2 separate regions of the Homo sapiens genome follow, and region 1 is linked to region 2. A link is a contact called in ENCODE Hi-C or POLR2A ChIA-PET data. All regions are on one chromosome and are shown on one strand. Each heading gives the region's core, a stretch centred on a gene start or an enhancer-like site at or near the end of the contact. The rest is flanking DNA. Distances are from core to core; before and after follow the strand shown. Region 1 holds the start of PM20D1 (peptidase M20 domain containing 1). Region 2 overlaps SLC26A9 (solute carrier family 26 member 9).

Region 1 (7,596 bases), core at 1,565-4,064, 71 kb after region 2:
TACTCAGAAGGCTGCGGCAAGAGGATTCTTTGAGCTCAGGAGTTGGAGGCTGCAGTGAGCTATACTTGTGCCACTGAACTCCAGCCTGGGTGACAGAGCAAGACCCTATGATAAATAAATAAATAAATAAATAAATAAAGCTTAAACTCTTTAACAAACTAGAGAGTACAAAATAATACCACAAGGAGATATTTTCCAGGCACTAAATGGGCAAAATGAAGATATTGGAAATGCCAATGCCAAGAGCTAGTGAGAAAGTGAAGCAACAGGAACTTATATACTATGCACTACCTTGCTGATTAGTATAAATTGTTCCAATCACTTTGGAAAATAATTCAGCCTTCTCTTGTAAAATAGAACATACAGTACAACACAGCATTTTCACTCCTAGATATATATTCCAGAGAATCTCTTTTACCTGTGGCCCAGGAGACATGTACAATAATGTCAATAGACTGTAGCAAGATATAACAGCATGCATAAATCCCACAAACAGTGTTGGGTAAAAAGAGCAAATTGCAGAAGACTACACACAACATGATGTCATTTTTATAAGATATACACACACACACACACTATACATATATGTATATCATACATATGTTGTAGAACTATTTAAAACACACAACACGGTCATACAATTACCTTGGGCAGGGAGTTGGAAAATAAAGGCAATAGAACACATGCACCTTCAATGCTACTGATAATTTTCCATGATTGGCTAGATCTGGGAACAGTGTGGGAATTAGACAGATTGCAAGAATTGGAGCAGTGACAGGAGAAAAAATGCAGTTTGACCAGTTAGGTCTAAACTCCAAATCACGGGTGTTCATGTTATTATTTACTTTACATACACGTTGTACGTACTCTTAATTATCAAATATTATGTGATAAGATAATTTAAAGAATATTTAAGGACCAGGAAGTGTTTATGACATAATGTTAAAGGAAAAAAAGCAGAACATAGAACTTTGGATGCAGTATATGCATCTGTTTCATTTTAAAACAGGGACATCCTTCATTTGTGGGTATTTGTGTGCAGAGAAAAAAGATTGGATAACATCAAAATATGATGAGTGAACGTCTCTGGATATTGGGATAGCATGTGATTTTTTTCTTTATACTTAATGTTCCAAATATTTCACAAGGGCATAAATATACATGAATTTTACAATCATAAAAATTGTGCTGGGTGTGGTGGCTCATTCCTGTAATACTAGCACTTTGGGAGGCTTAAATGGGAGGGTTGCTTGAGTCCAGGAGTTCAAGAGCAGCCTGGACAAAATAGTGAAACCCTATCTCTACAAAAATAATAATAATTTTAAAAAATAATAAATATATAAAATAAAAAGTCTCTTTTAAAAAAATTTTAAAGTTAGGTAGAGATTAAGCTACTTTTTACTAAAAATTATGTCAATGTTCATGTTTAAATTTCAACTCTATTTTTAACATTCTAAATCTTAAACTAGGTGGTGAATCCAGAAATGTTCATTATGTTATTTTTTATATCTTTATAATATGTGAAGTATTTCATGATACTGTTTTAAAGTTGCTATTAAAAAGTAACTAGGCAGGGTGTGGTGGCTCACGCCTGTAATCCCAGCACTTTGGGAGGTCGAGGTGGGCAGATCACCTGAGGTCGGGAGTTCGAGACCAGCCTGACCAACATGGAGAAACCCCATCTCTACTAAAAATACAAAATTAGCCAGGCATGGTGGTGCATGCCTGTAATCCCAGCTACTTGGGAGGCTGAGGCCAGAGAATTGCTTGAAACTGGGAGGCGGAGGTTGCGGTGAGCCGAGATCGCCCCATTGCACTCCAGCCTGGGCACCGAGAGAGAAAAAAAAAGAAAAGAAAAGAAAAGTAACTACATGGCTGAATTTTTTTTTTTAAGCAAATCTTAAATGAAATGCAAACACCAGGACTGTGAACCTGTAGCTTTGGTCACAGGTAGCAATATGGCCTTACTGGTTGTATAGCACTTACTGAATTTTTCTTGAGAATTCTAAAATTTGAGAGTGATGCCAGATAAAATTGCATCAAGAAATCTGAAAGGAACGATTTATTCTGGCTTCAGGAAATCTGATTTTATATTTCTGTGACATAAGACAGGTTTTCTTTTTTCCAGAATGATCCTCTACTCTGAATAACCATAAAATTTCACTTGTGGAATACATCAAAATTATTTATACATCAAAATTCTCTTAAATATTTTATAGTAATCTTTCTAAAAATCCTTCAGTCTTACTGTACTTGTCTAGAGTTGCAAAAATGTAGTGTTAACATTAATATTAAAAGCACTTTCAATGAAATTTCTAAACAGGAGCCAACCCTCTGAGCTGGTATTTCAAAGCAGTATCTATAAACAGAGCAATTTGTTCCAATTTCAGATGAAATCAAGCTGGGAACCTAGAGAGCTCCCCCGCCCCAGGATCTAGGGAATTGTAGTCAGGTTCTAAGCTTCGGAAAAAACGAGCAGCAGAGTATGGTCTGATAAGCTTCGTGCATTTTATTTTGCTTTTCCTCCTTTATTTGATTTGTTGTCATACAGGAAAGGATTTATGGGTGAGAGATCAAGTGCGGACCAGACATGACTCTAGCCTGGAGCCCGACCTCACCTCTGCTCTGCAGGAACTGCTGGCCTCAGCACGAAAACCCACAACCCTCGAAAGGCCTTAAGGATCCTGGGCGGGGTCATTCTGTCAATTGGTTGTTCCGCTGTCCTAGCGAAGCGATGATTGGTCAGATCTGGATATGGGGTGTGGCTAAGGCTGTTTGCCGGAATAAGAGCAGAGCTAGGGCCAAGAAACGCTAGTCTGGGCGTTTAGGTCAGAACTACCCCGGTAGCCTGACAGCAGGAGCTCGAGAGAAGCATGGCTCAGCGGTGCGTTTGCGTGCTGGCCCTGGTGGCTATGCTGCTCCTAGTTTTCCCTACCGTCTCCAGATCGATGGGCCCGAGGAGCGGGGAGCATCAAAGGGCGTCGCGAATCCCTTCTCAGTTCAGCAAAGAGGAACGCGTCGCGATGAAAGAGGCGCTGAAAGGTGAACCCGGGTCCCCTTCACCCACCTATGCTCATATGTGGGTCCCTCCCTCCCCAGGTCAACCCGTGACTCCCCGCTTCCGCCGCAAAGCATCTGCTACTGCAGCTGGAGCCCCGACACGCACCCCAGCCCGGCCCCAACACCCTTCCCAGCACATCGTGCCCCTGTCTGGGGACGCCACACTTCCCCCATACCTGGCTCCTGGAACTCTGGTGTGCCCTGCCTAACCTGGAAGCTCCAACTTCACCCCTCTTGGCGTGACCACCGTCCATTCTTTCCCCTGCTTGCCTCGAGTATTACACCAGCTTTCATTTGTACATCAATTTTAACCTTTGAAAGTTTGCATGCCTGATAAATTACTGCGGTGTCGTAAAATAAGACAAATGATATTAGTCTTATCTACAAAGGAGAGAAATTGAGGCTTAGGTCAGCTAAATGATCTTCCCCAGGGCCCCACAGCAAAGAGTGGGCAGTGGGTGACAGCATCTAGTGCCTGTCGGACTCGCTGGGATCAGATGGCTCTAAAGAAAGGGAGTGGAGTGTTCCCGGGGTGTGGGATGTTCCTAATTCTCAATCATAATTGAAGAACATGTCTCCTCTAGATCTCTAATCCAGACCAAAAATTCATCCCTGTTCTGAATCTGCATTTTCCAGGAAACAGGAAAGTTTCTGTTGAGTGCTAGATCCTATGGGATGAAATCCTTCTTTACCATTCAGCTTAGCTCCAGTCTTTTCCCTTTCATTAAGTAATGGATTAAGAGAGACTGCCTGCATAAACATATAGAAGCAGATGCAGGGACCAAAAGCTAACCCCAATAGTTGGATATAGATTGTTCATATGCTAGAGTGACAAGCCTGGGAGGCAGAGCAGGGCTTTCCCAAAGCATAAATAATTCTCTAAAAGGCATTAGACAGCCACTCACAGTCTGCACAGAAGAGAACAAAAGCTACATAAGCTAGAATAGGGACCTCATAGCAACACAGCTTGGAACTCTGAGCAGGGGACAGAACACCTGAGATCAGATCCTTGGGTCTGCCCTTGAGTAGGCACTTGAATCTTTCTGAACCTCGGCTTCCCCATCTATCTGGTGGGCTATGCTATTGTAGGGTTGATCCTTAGCAAAACTGATGAAGTTTGTCTTTCAGAGACCCTTCCTGCCTCAGGTGAATTTGTTTGCACTGTGTTCTTGGAGAGCAGTCTAATTCAATATTCTCATGATTCATGCTTTCCCTCCCAGTGGTTTTGTCTTTGATCATGGAACTCTTTAAAACTGTAAAGTCTTAAAGACTCAAAGGGATGAGCCCAGTGAAGGTTCAGGAACTGAGACAACTGAGTAAGGAGGGTGAGATTATTTTAGGACTGAGGAGTTTGTTTGGAGGCTTCTAAATCCACCCCTTCCCAGGCATTATATGCCCAAAAAGCTGGTCTTGGTTGACAGACTAGTGAGACTCTGCATAAGGAATAAGCCTTTACATACAAAAACACACAAGCCTCATTGATGTAGGGACCCAGGACAGTGGGTGCCTTGAGAATGATGAAGCTTGGATTCATCAAAGCAATTGGTGATTTCAGAGGTAGTGAGGCCTTAGGAAGCAATTTATAGTAGCTTCCCTTCAAGACCAGGATCCAAAAATCCACTTCCCTCCAATCTTAGACTGTATTTGCCTTTAAGAACCATATCAGCCTAAACAAACCCAGAAGACATAGGTTTAAATCTATAGTCTGCCTGTTGCTCAGACAGCTCACCTAACCTCTCCAAGCATTTTCCCTCATCTTCGAATTAGAGGAAACAATAGCGCCTACCTCACATTAGTGTTTTGCCCTCTGCAATATGATAATGAAGGCAAAAGAACTTTTTGTGCACAGAGGACTGTAGAAAAAAACAATGACTAATTCATTTTCAATCTTTCATCTCTATTTGACTCTGACAGGTGCCATCCAGATTCCAACAGTGACTTTTAGCTCTGAGAAGTCCAATACTACAGCCCTGGCTGAGTTCGGAAAATACATTCATAAAGGTCAGCTGCAAATCAGGGGCAAGGGGTGGGTGGTAGAAATAGCAATGGAGACACAGTTCTTTTACAAAGTGATAAAGAAGTTTATTTTGCGACTGATCAGAGGACAATCTAATTCCCATAGGCAGAGTAGAGACTGTAGATTTGCTCTTGGAAAAACTAAGCCACCATATGTAGGGCAAAGATTGAGAGTTCATCCAGCCATTGCATTAGAGTACAAACTCTCTCAAATTTTGCCCTACATGTGTGTCATTCAATAAATGTTAAATCATCAAAAAGTAGAACTAGGATTTCCTTCTACTTGTGCAACTGCCCAGAACTATGTTCCATGCTCCTCCCACCCCTACCTCCTTACACACCCAAACACACCGGTACATATACACTCCACGTACTCAGGCCTACCCCAGATTCATTACTAACACATTTCTAGGCCTCTAGGCAGTCAACAACTTTGAGCTATAACATCAGTCTTTTTCCCTCATCCCTACCACCCATTGAGTACAGAGCTGAGGAAGGATGGGTCAGAGGAAAAAAGGATTCTTGGAACTCCTCCCTCCCCTTATGAAAATCTCATGGAGAGTGATGAGATTACCTTCCTAAATCTAATTAAAAACAACCCCTCCAAAGTTGTCAGAGGTGGGAGAAGGTGGCCTAGGAGCAGCAAGCAGCCCCCTCTCTAACACCCTGGGACAAATGGCTCTGGGATTAGCCATGCATGGTGGCGAGCACCTGTAGTCCTAGTTACAGGAGGCTGAGGTGGGAGGGTTGCTGGATTCCAGGAATTCAAGGCTGCAGTAAGCTATGAATGTGCCACTGTGCTCGAGTGTAAGTGAGAGAGCAAGACCTTGTCTCTGAAAAAAAAAAAAAAAAAAAAAAAAAAAGAAAGGAAGGAAGGAAAAAACAAAAATGAGTGGCTCAGGGATTAATGCCCAGTAGCCAAGCTGAGGCCAGGCTGAAAAGGCTGCAAGTCTTTACTAAATAGGAGACAAACATAGGAAAGGAAATGTATAGTGACAGTAAACTGGATAAGCTAGGTGACAAGATAAAACCATAGTCTTCTTCGGTTTTCGGGTATCCACAGAAGTTTATGTGAATTCTTCCAAAAAACCCAGAGAGAGATAAAATTTATTTCTCCTATGTAGCTAAGGTCGCTTGAATAATTGACCCTAGGAACATCTACACCTGCACGCAGAAGTACGACCTTGTGCTAAACAGAATAATCTTTATGTTCACATAACACATACACTAGATGTGTGGCTTTTTAAAAAGAAAAATGTCTCTGAACTTTTTAATATAATATTTAAATATAATTTGGTTAATGAGGCCTACTAATTTAATATAATAATTTAATATAATTTGGTTAATGCGGCCTCCTATGGTCAAAATTTAATGCATCCCTCATCTGCATAGCCCTTTAACACGTACTTGTGATAGCATGTTATAGGTCTGACCAAGCCTGAGCTTGAGATATTGACCATCTTAATAGTGAGTCTTTTTTTTTTGAGTTGGAGTCTTGCTGTGTCAGCCAGGCTGGAGTGCAGTGGTGTGATCTCGGCTCACTGCAACCTCCACCTCCTGAGTTCAAGCAGTTCTCCTGCCTCAGCCTTCCAAGTTGCTGGGATTACAAGTACGTGCCACCACGCCCAGCTGTTTTTTGTATTTTTAGTAGAGACGGGGTTTCACCATGTGGGCCAGGCTGGTTTCGAACACCTGACCTCAAGTGATCTGCCCGCCTCAGCCTCCCAAAGTGCTGGGTTACAGGCATGAGCCACCACGCCTGGCCGAGTCTTTTTTTTTTTTTTTTGAGATGGAGTTTTGCTCTTGTCACCCACGCTGGAGTGCAATGGCGGAACCTCAGCTCACTGCAAACTCTGCCTCCCAGGTTCAAGCGATTCTCCTGTCTCAGCCTCCTGAGTAGCAGGGATTACAGGCATGAGCCACCACACCTCACTGATTTTTGTATTTTTAGTAGAGACAGGGTTTCGCCATGTTGGCCAGGCCGGTCTGGAACTCCTGACCTCAGGTGATCCACCTGCCTCGGCCTCCCAAAGTGCTGGGATTACAGGCATGAGCCCCCAAGCCTGGCCTTAATGGTGGCTCTTGATTTGCATTTATTACATAGTAATAGCACATTGAAATATGGGGAAGACGAATTTCAAAGATTGTCCAGGTAGATCAGGAATCAGACTAGCTTTGTCCTAGAAGGCTTCCTAAAGGAGGATGCATGTTTAAAAAAATAAATAAATAAAGGAACAGGAAGCACAACTTGGTAGGAAAACCTAAGGAAACTGTTAACCCTGGTTCTCTCTTCCTGCCCTTTTTGCTTCTAGTCTTTCCTACAGTGGTCAGCACCAGCTTTATCCAGCATGAAGTCGTGGAAGAGTATAGCCACCTGTTCACTATCCAAGGCTCGGACCCCAGCTTGCAGCCCTACCTGCTGATGGCTCACTTTGATGTGGTGCCTGCCCCTGAAGAAGGCTGGGAGGTGCCCCCATTCTCTGGGTTGGAGCGTGATGGCATCATCTATGGTCGGGGCAC
Region 2 (7,484 bases), core at 4,580-7,079:
CCTGGGGTCCTGGAGCAATGTTCTGCTTCTCTAGTCTGTGCTAGGAGCCCTGATCGCTGTCAATCTCAAGAACTCCCTCAAGCAACTCACCGACCCCTACTACCTGTGGAGGAAGAGCAAGCTGGACTGTGTAAGTATCGGGCAGCCTCTGGGTACTGGCCATGCCCCTGCCCTCTCCTCCAACCCCACAGCCCTGTCAGCCCTGTCCTAACAATGAACCCTCTAGTCTGCTGCTTCCTAATTAGCATGAGATGAGTGGTTAAAAGTCCGAGTTTCGAAGTGAAACATCCTATGTTCAAACCCTAACTCAGCCATCTGCTGGCTCCATGGCCAATAGCAAGCCCCTTAACCTTTCCCAGTCTTGGTGTCTTAACTGGGCAAATGGTTATTTTATGCTCTCTGCCTCCCAGGGTTTTCTATGAAGAAGAAGCAAGGTAATACAAGTAAACATGTTGTCTACATCGTATTTTATACTCAATAAAGCTTAGCTATGACTACTTTATGACATACAGCTTTAAAAAACAAAAGGAAATAGTTTGTATTTTAAAAAAAAACCTAGAACATAAAGCCAGAGGACCAAAATCTTGAGCAAGTTACTAGACTTCCCTGGGGTTCTATTTCCTCATCTGTAAATGGGGGTGAGACTCATGCAGTCATGGTTGCGTCAAACGCTGGTTCCGAGGATTAAATGAGATCCCAGTGGGAAAACACCGCATGAGCGCAAACATTCTGCAAACATGACTTATTGTCCTGATTAGTCACACACTCCACCGCATCATCCGCTGGGCATAGTAATGAAGGCCAGTGTGTTTTGACGACACTGCCTTCTCTCCATTTAAGCCCCACCATAACCTATGGGAGAGGATTTACTAAACTTTCTTAACGGTGATGAAACCAAGGCTCAGAATGGTTAAGTAAATTGTCAAAGGCCACAGAGGTAGGGAGTGGTAGAGTCTGGATTAAAACTCCAAGTCCTGGACTCCAGACCTCTAGGCTGTACTGTCTCATAGGGAAGGCAGTCTCACCCACCTAGGGCAGAGAAGAAAATCCTTAAAGCCAGAGAAGTGAGTGGCTCATCTGTGGTCACCCAGAGAGACAGTGATGAGGACAGGGAGAAAAATTATACCTCAGTTCCCAGCCCAAGGATCTGCTTTGACCATAACCCAACAAGCCCCCGCTATGGTGGTATTCCCTTAGGTTCATATGGCGGCTTTTGTTTCCATTTGATCTTCACAGCAATTCTCTACAGGAATCTGGGCAGATTTATTTCCTTTAGAGGAATTTCCAGGTCTTAAAATCTATAGGGGGCAACTATCAAAACTTCACCCAATGTTGCCCCCTACCCACACACAAAACCAGGCCCCCAGCCGATCAGAAAGCACTGCTGAGCTCCTGTCAGGGCCCACGCAGCTCGCTGTGAGACAGAGAGAGGGAACTCACATTTATTGATCACCTACTGAGCATCCATCACTAGGCTAGGACCGTCACATTCCTTAACTTTTGAATCCTTTCATGAAGTAGGCATTATTATTCTCCTTTTGTTTCACATAGCCATTAAAGAACAAAATTTGGGGCTGGGTGTGCTGACTCACACCTGTGATCTAGCACTTTAGGGGGCTGAGGCAGGAGGATCGCTTGAAGTCAGGATTTCAAGGTCAGCTTGGGCAGCTTAGCGAGAGCCGTCTCTAGAAAAATAAAAAGTTAGCTGGGTGTGGTGGCACGTGCCTATAGTCCTAACTATTCAGGAAGGTTAGGCGGGAGCACAACTTGGGTTCAAGGGTTTGAGGCTCCAGTGAGCTGATCTTGCCACTGCACTACAGCCTGAGCAACAGAGCAAGACCCTGTGACTCCAAAAACAAACAAACAAACACATTTTGAACCCAAACAGATCTGACCCAAGATGCATGCTCTTATAGATGCCACCTCCCTGTGTGCTGGGGCTTCTACTAAAAACACAGACAAGATCAGGCAACCACAGTCAATCTAAGGGAAAGAGGAAAGTGTAACCAAAGCACAAATACATAAAATATTGCAAAAAATGCTATTTAAAGAAAAAAAAGAGAAGAGAGGCTCTGAGGTTGTACTAACAGAGAATGGCCTTGGCTAATCCAGGAAGACTTCCTGAAAGAGGTTGTTTTTTCCCCAGGTCTGCTTTTGACATCTCTCTTTTCACAGTGCATCTGGGTAGTGAGCTTCCTCTCCTCCTTCTTCCTCAGCCTGCCCTATGGTGTGGCAGTGGGTGTCGCCTTCTCCGTCCTGGTCGTGGTCTTCCAGACTCAGTTGTAAGTGATAGCTTCCGCCCTCCTAGGCCCACAGTCGGTTCCCTGGGCCAGCCCGCAAAGGGCTTCCATGCCACGGCCTGGCTTAGTCCACTGTACCTTCCACCTCTGGGCCTGGCACTGGAGGTGCTGCCAGGCCCAAAGAGAGCCCAACCCAGCCAGGACTGTGGGCACAGTCTGGGCTGTTTGACTTCCCATATCTTGAAAACCCCAGAGAAAGCCAGCATACTCTTGCTGGGGATGGCTGGGGAGAGGGCAGTGGCAGAGAAAGGAGGGCAAGGGCAGGTGGTGAGATTCAACATCCTTCCAAAGACATTGCCAGAACCCCAAACCAAATGGGACCCCACCCCAGGAGAGCGCCAGGGTGGAAGACAGAAGCTGTGTTCTACACACTGGGAGTATTACAGAGAAGGGGTCTTGGCCCAGGCAGGGAGTACGCTGAATGTTGGGGGAATCCTATCTTCTCTTCTTGAGAACTCAGAACAAGGAAATGATGACTTCAGGGCGACTCCCACCACTTCTCCCACCACTTCTCTCCCCTGCCCTGTGGTCTGGGAGCTATGTCAAGGACCTGCCTGTCATCCTCATAGTTATAGGAGGCCACAGGCCACCAGACATGTGTCTCCAGTGCAAAAAGACAGACACAGCAAGTCTGGGGGTGAGGACAGGACCCCATCCTACCTTGGCTCTGCCCCCGCCCCAGCAGGGGCACCCTTCCAGGCCCATGTGCCATTAGCATTCTCTTATGTTTTTCTCTTCCTGCTTCATCCAGTCGAAATGGCTATGCACTGGCCCAGGTCATGGACACTGACATTTATGTGAATCCCAAGACCTATAATAGGGTAGGTAATTCAAGCTTATGACCTCCTTCTTTTGCTCTGCACCACCCCAAGAAGAGGTTGCTTTTTAAAGCCAATAAAGACATTTCTGCAACTTGAGCTCAGTCTCCCTGTCACAGGCCCAGGATATCCAGGGGATTAAAATCATCACGTACTGCTCCCCTCTCTACTTTGCCAACTCAGAGATCTTCAGGCAAAAGGTCATCGCCAAGGTAAGGCTCAGTCCCTGGCGACCAGAGGCTCTGGACAGAGAGTGGCCGGAAAATGGAAGCAGAAGGGCGGTGGGAGCTGAGAATAGGCCACTCCCATAGAGGGTGGAGGTCAAGATTGCTGTTGGCTCTCTCCCTGCAGACAGGCATGGACCCCCAGAAAGTATTACTAGCCAAGCAAAAATACCTCAAGAAGCAGGAGAAGCGGAGAATGAGGCCCACACAACAGAGGAGGTCTCTATTCATGAAAACCAAGGTGAATGAAGGCCAGAAGCAGCCCCGTGCCCTGCTCTCCTGCCCATTCTGATACTGCCCCCTGTTACTCATGGTACCCTGGGGGCCCCGCTTCCCACCCTGACAGGCAAAGACAGAAAGTCTCTGGGAACACTGCCTGGTGGCCGCTGGGCATTTTTCTTCTTTTTTTTCTTTTTCTTTTTAGAGATGGAATTTTGCTCTTGTCACCCAGGCTTGAGTGCAATGGCGTTATCTTGGCTCACTGCAACCTCCACCTCTGGGGTTCAAGCGATTCTCCTGCCTTAGCCTCCCAAGTCGCTGAGATTACAGGTGCCACCACACCCAGCTAATTTTTGTATTTTTAGTAGATATTGGGTTTCACCATGTTGGCCAGGCTGGTGTCAAACTCCTGACCTCAGGTGATCCACCTACCTTAGCCTTCCAAAGTGCTGGGATTACAAGCCTGAGCCACTGCGCCCAGCCTGGGCATTTTTCTTCTTGGATGAGGTGCTACCATCTCCCAGGGAAGCCACTGAACCCCCAAGGCCCTTCTCCATTTTCTGGCTAAGATAGGACATGGCCCATGGACTTTTGAACAACCCAGAGGGGGAACAGCAGTGAATTTCCTGGGGAACCCAGGCAGCCCAGGGCTAGCAAGGCTGGGGTGGCCATGGCAGTAATCCTTGTAATCCCAGCACTTTAGGAGGCCGAGATGGGAGAATCACTCTCATGAGTTCAGGAGTTCGAGACCAGCCTGCCCAACGTGGCGAAACGCTGTCTCTACTAAAAATACACAAAAATTAGCCAGGCGTGGTGGTGGGCACCTGTAATCCCAGCTACTCAGGAGGCTGAGGCACGAGAATCACTTGAACCCGGGAGGCAGAGGTTGCAGTGAGCCGAGATAGTGCCACTGCACTCCAGCCTAGGCAACAGAGGGAGACTCTGTCTCAAGAAATAAAGGAGCTCAGTGTCCCCGGAGGGGCTTTCTCCCAGAGAGAGTGGGCTTGAGGCTTCAGTGCCTCTCTTGGCTGGGTCCTCTGACTTTGTCTGGGTTGTAGGAGACCAAGTTTGCAGGCCCTGCCTAAGAAAGGGCTTTGGGAGAGGCCTCTCTGGTGGAGCTTTCAGGGTCTGTGTTCACCATCACCGAGGCGAGTTATTCCCCTACACCTACACCCTCCATGCCCCTGCTTCAGTCACAGCAAGGTCTGGCTCAGTCTGGTGGTCCCTGACTCTGCCCACTGTCCCCACCCTTCCAGACTGTCTCCCTGCAGGAGCTGCAGCAGGACTTTGAGAATGCGCCCCCCACCGACCCCAACAACAACCAGACCCCGGCTAACGGCACCAGCGTGTCCTATATCACCTTCAGCCCTGACAGCTCCTCACCTGCCCAGAGTGAGCCACCAGCCTCCGCTGAGGCCCCCGGCGAGCCCAGTGACATGCTGGCCAGCGTCCCACCCTTCGTCACCTTCCACACCCTCATCCTGGACATGAGTGGAGTCAGCTTCGTGGACTTGATGGGCATCAAGGCCCTGGCCAAGGTGAGGCCCTCGGGAACAGCAAGCACCACCCACTCCACCCCCTCCGCTCTGCTCTCCACATTCCCTTTCCTGGGAGCCCTCATTTCAGGAAGCTGAGGGAGGAAGCTCACTGGGGAGACTAACAGCTCCTAGGAATCCCTCCTTTCCCCAGACGCCACCAGGTTGAGACATTCTCCACAGAGCAGGCCCAGACGGCCCATGACAATGAGTGGCGGGACAAGTCTACCAGAGTTTCAGGCCCCTGTGCTCCCAACACCCCCAGCAGTGGCCATCCCAAGTCCCTCTCAGCCATCAGGAACCCACCCAGGTTCTCTGAGGAGGGTCCGGTTTGGCTCCTGGTTCATGATCTGCTGCCCTTGTCCCTCATTCACCGGCCACCCTAGGACAGGAGAAGGAATAATACCAGTGCCCCACACCATCAGGCCAAACAGAGAGCCCACGGGACACCTTGAATGAATGTATCCATCTGATAACTTTCCAGCAGCCACCGCCAATGGCGGGAGTCAGCAAACCTCAGAGCTGGCTCAGATAGAGGCAAGCCAGGGGAACAATGGGCACAGAGAGTGTTCGGACTGCCTTCACCATCAACCAGGCGCAGGGCAGGCCCCATACCCAGCCTTGGGCCTCAGCCGGCTTCCTTAGCCAGGATCTGGAGTCCAGGCCAGCCTTGGCTGAAGCTCTAGACTCCCTGAGCCTCCATCCTCCCCTGCAGCTTCTGTCTGAAGCCACAAAGAAGTCTGAGAATCTAAGCTACTGAAAGAAAAGATCAGCCGGGCGTGGTGGCTCACTCCTGTAATCCCAGCACTTTGGGAGGCCAAGGCAGGTGGATCACAAGGTCAGGAGTTCAAGACCAGCCTGGCCAACATGGTGAAACCCCGCCTCTACTAAAAATACAAAAATTAGCCAGGTGTGGTGACGGGCCCCTGTAGTCCCAGCTACTCGGTAGGCTGAGGCAGAGAATTGCTTGAACCCAGGAGGCGGAGGTTGCAGCGAGCCAAGATCACGCCACTGCACTCCAGCCTGGGCAACAGAGTGAAACTCCATCTCAAAAGAAAAAAAAAGAAAATATCTAGCCCCACAAGAAGGGGCCATGGTGACTTTAAGTGCCCGCCACGTTGGCAAAAGTCCATTTCCGCTCCACTTCCCAGAGAAACCGTCAGCCAACACTCCAGGGAGAAGTGGTGTGCTTTGCTGCTATTTTTGTCTTTGGCTGCTGGGCTCTCAGGGTTGCTTATTTGTTTGGCTTCCCCTCTGAAGTACGTTTTGTGAATCACTTTTGAGACCCACTCAGAACATTCCTTTCCTTTTGCCTCCCTACCCCAACAACACTTCTAGCTGAGCTCCACCTATGGGAAGATCGGCGTGAAGGTCTTCTTGGTGAACATCCATGGTAAGAGAAAGAGGACATTTAGGGACTGAAAGACTGGCAAGGAGTGTGGGGTAGGAACAGGTTGGTGGGGTCTGAATAGTGAGGAGGTTGGAAACGAGAGCACCCAGCTATCCCCCACAAGCTGCTGCCTGCTCATAAAAGCTTCAGGTACAAGTCCAAAGAGACTGGTCAGATTGCATAAACATCCTAGGGGCCTTAGTGACAGAGTGGGGGTGAGGAGGTCATGGAGTTACAGAAGGACAGCTAGGATTCTAATCTACCCCATAACTAATTTGCCACGTATCCTTGGCCGAGTCACTTTATCTCTCAAGGGATCTATTTCTACCTATGTAAAACGAGAGGGTTGACTAGATGGATTTGGGGATCCTCTCCCAATCAGAAACTCTGTGAATCGATATAGGCATAGAGCACACGGTACCCTAATTCCCCAGGGAACATATAAATATGCAGTTTTGTAGGCATACAGCCTCCAAAGGGTGCATATACACAGCCTCAAGGACGTGGCCACAGGGCAGCAGACATTTACATGACTAGCATGTACGCAAAGTGCAGAGATGTGGGAGCAAGTGCACACAGACACACAGGAGAATGTGAAGGGGCACATACACACACACCCAGCTCCCTGCACTGGGTCAGACCCCCTCCAGCAGGGCTGCAGTTCCCAAGCTCCGCATGGCCACGTTCGGGGAGAGAATCTGCAGTGGCAATGACCTGCTATGATATGTTCTGGAGTTAGAAGCAGTGGATTCTCCCCAACCTCACTGGACACCCCCTCAGGAAACCATCTCTAGGATTAAGAGTAATCCACACAAACTTCCAATGCCACACATTGGAAGTTGCTGGAAAGGTCTGGGAAAACAAGAGGAAGGATGGGTCCTTGGGGGATAGAACTGGCAGCGGCCTCTTCAAGGATGGCTTAGGCTTTTCCACTCGAATCACCACAAAGTACTGACTCCCTAAATCAAACTGCTTCCTTCTGCTCTGGGTTGAAACTT

Evidence for each region. Hi-C counts contacts between places; a loop is a spot of excess contacts on that map. ChIA-PET counts read pairs that join two places held with the same protein, here RNA polymerase II (POLR2A). Pooled maps may share reads with other maps.
Region 1: a pooled map shows a loop between it and region 2 (2.9-fold over the local background). The contact joins the promoter of PM20D1 here to the enhancer-like site in region 2. A Hi-C loop is called at or near these places in 3 of 168 maps with a recorded cell type or tissue (MCF 10A, heart left ventricle and mesothelial cell of epicardium) and 5 of 50 pooled maps. POLR2A ChIA-PET finds 5 or more read pairs at or near these places in 2 of 52 experiments (GM10248 and activated CD4-positive, alpha-beta T cell).

Annotation. Positions count from the first base shown.
Region 1 is chr1:205,845,350-205,852,945 of GRCh38, reverse strand. It overlaps PM20D1 (peptidase M20 domain containing 1), which reads left to right and starts at 2,814. Exons shown (of 13, transcript NM_152491.5): 1 at 2,814-3,042; 2 at 4,975-5,061; 3 at 7,389-7,596. The coding sequence starts at 2,874. RefSeq lists an enhancer at 2,591-2,885.
Region 2 is chr1:205,919,181-205,926,664 of GRCh38, reverse strand. SLC26A9 (solute carrier family 26 member 9) reads left to right here. Exons shown (of 21, transcript NM_052934.4): 12 at 35-130; 13 at 2,176-2,282; 14 at 3,052-3,121; 15 at 3,238-3,330; 16 at 3,470-3,583; 17 at 4,818-5,099; 18 at 6,435-6,489. Among named protein-coding and RNA genes, the nearest start is that of SLC26A9-AS1, 12 kb to the left of the region's middle. RefSeq lists enhancers at 5,570-6,100, 6,101-6,632. Within about 2 kb of position 5,829, at least 11 of the 41 ENCODE cell types and tissues checked have a DNase peak (open chromatin) inside an H3K27ac peak, as active enhancers do; they include heart left ventricle, where a contact is called at or near this core.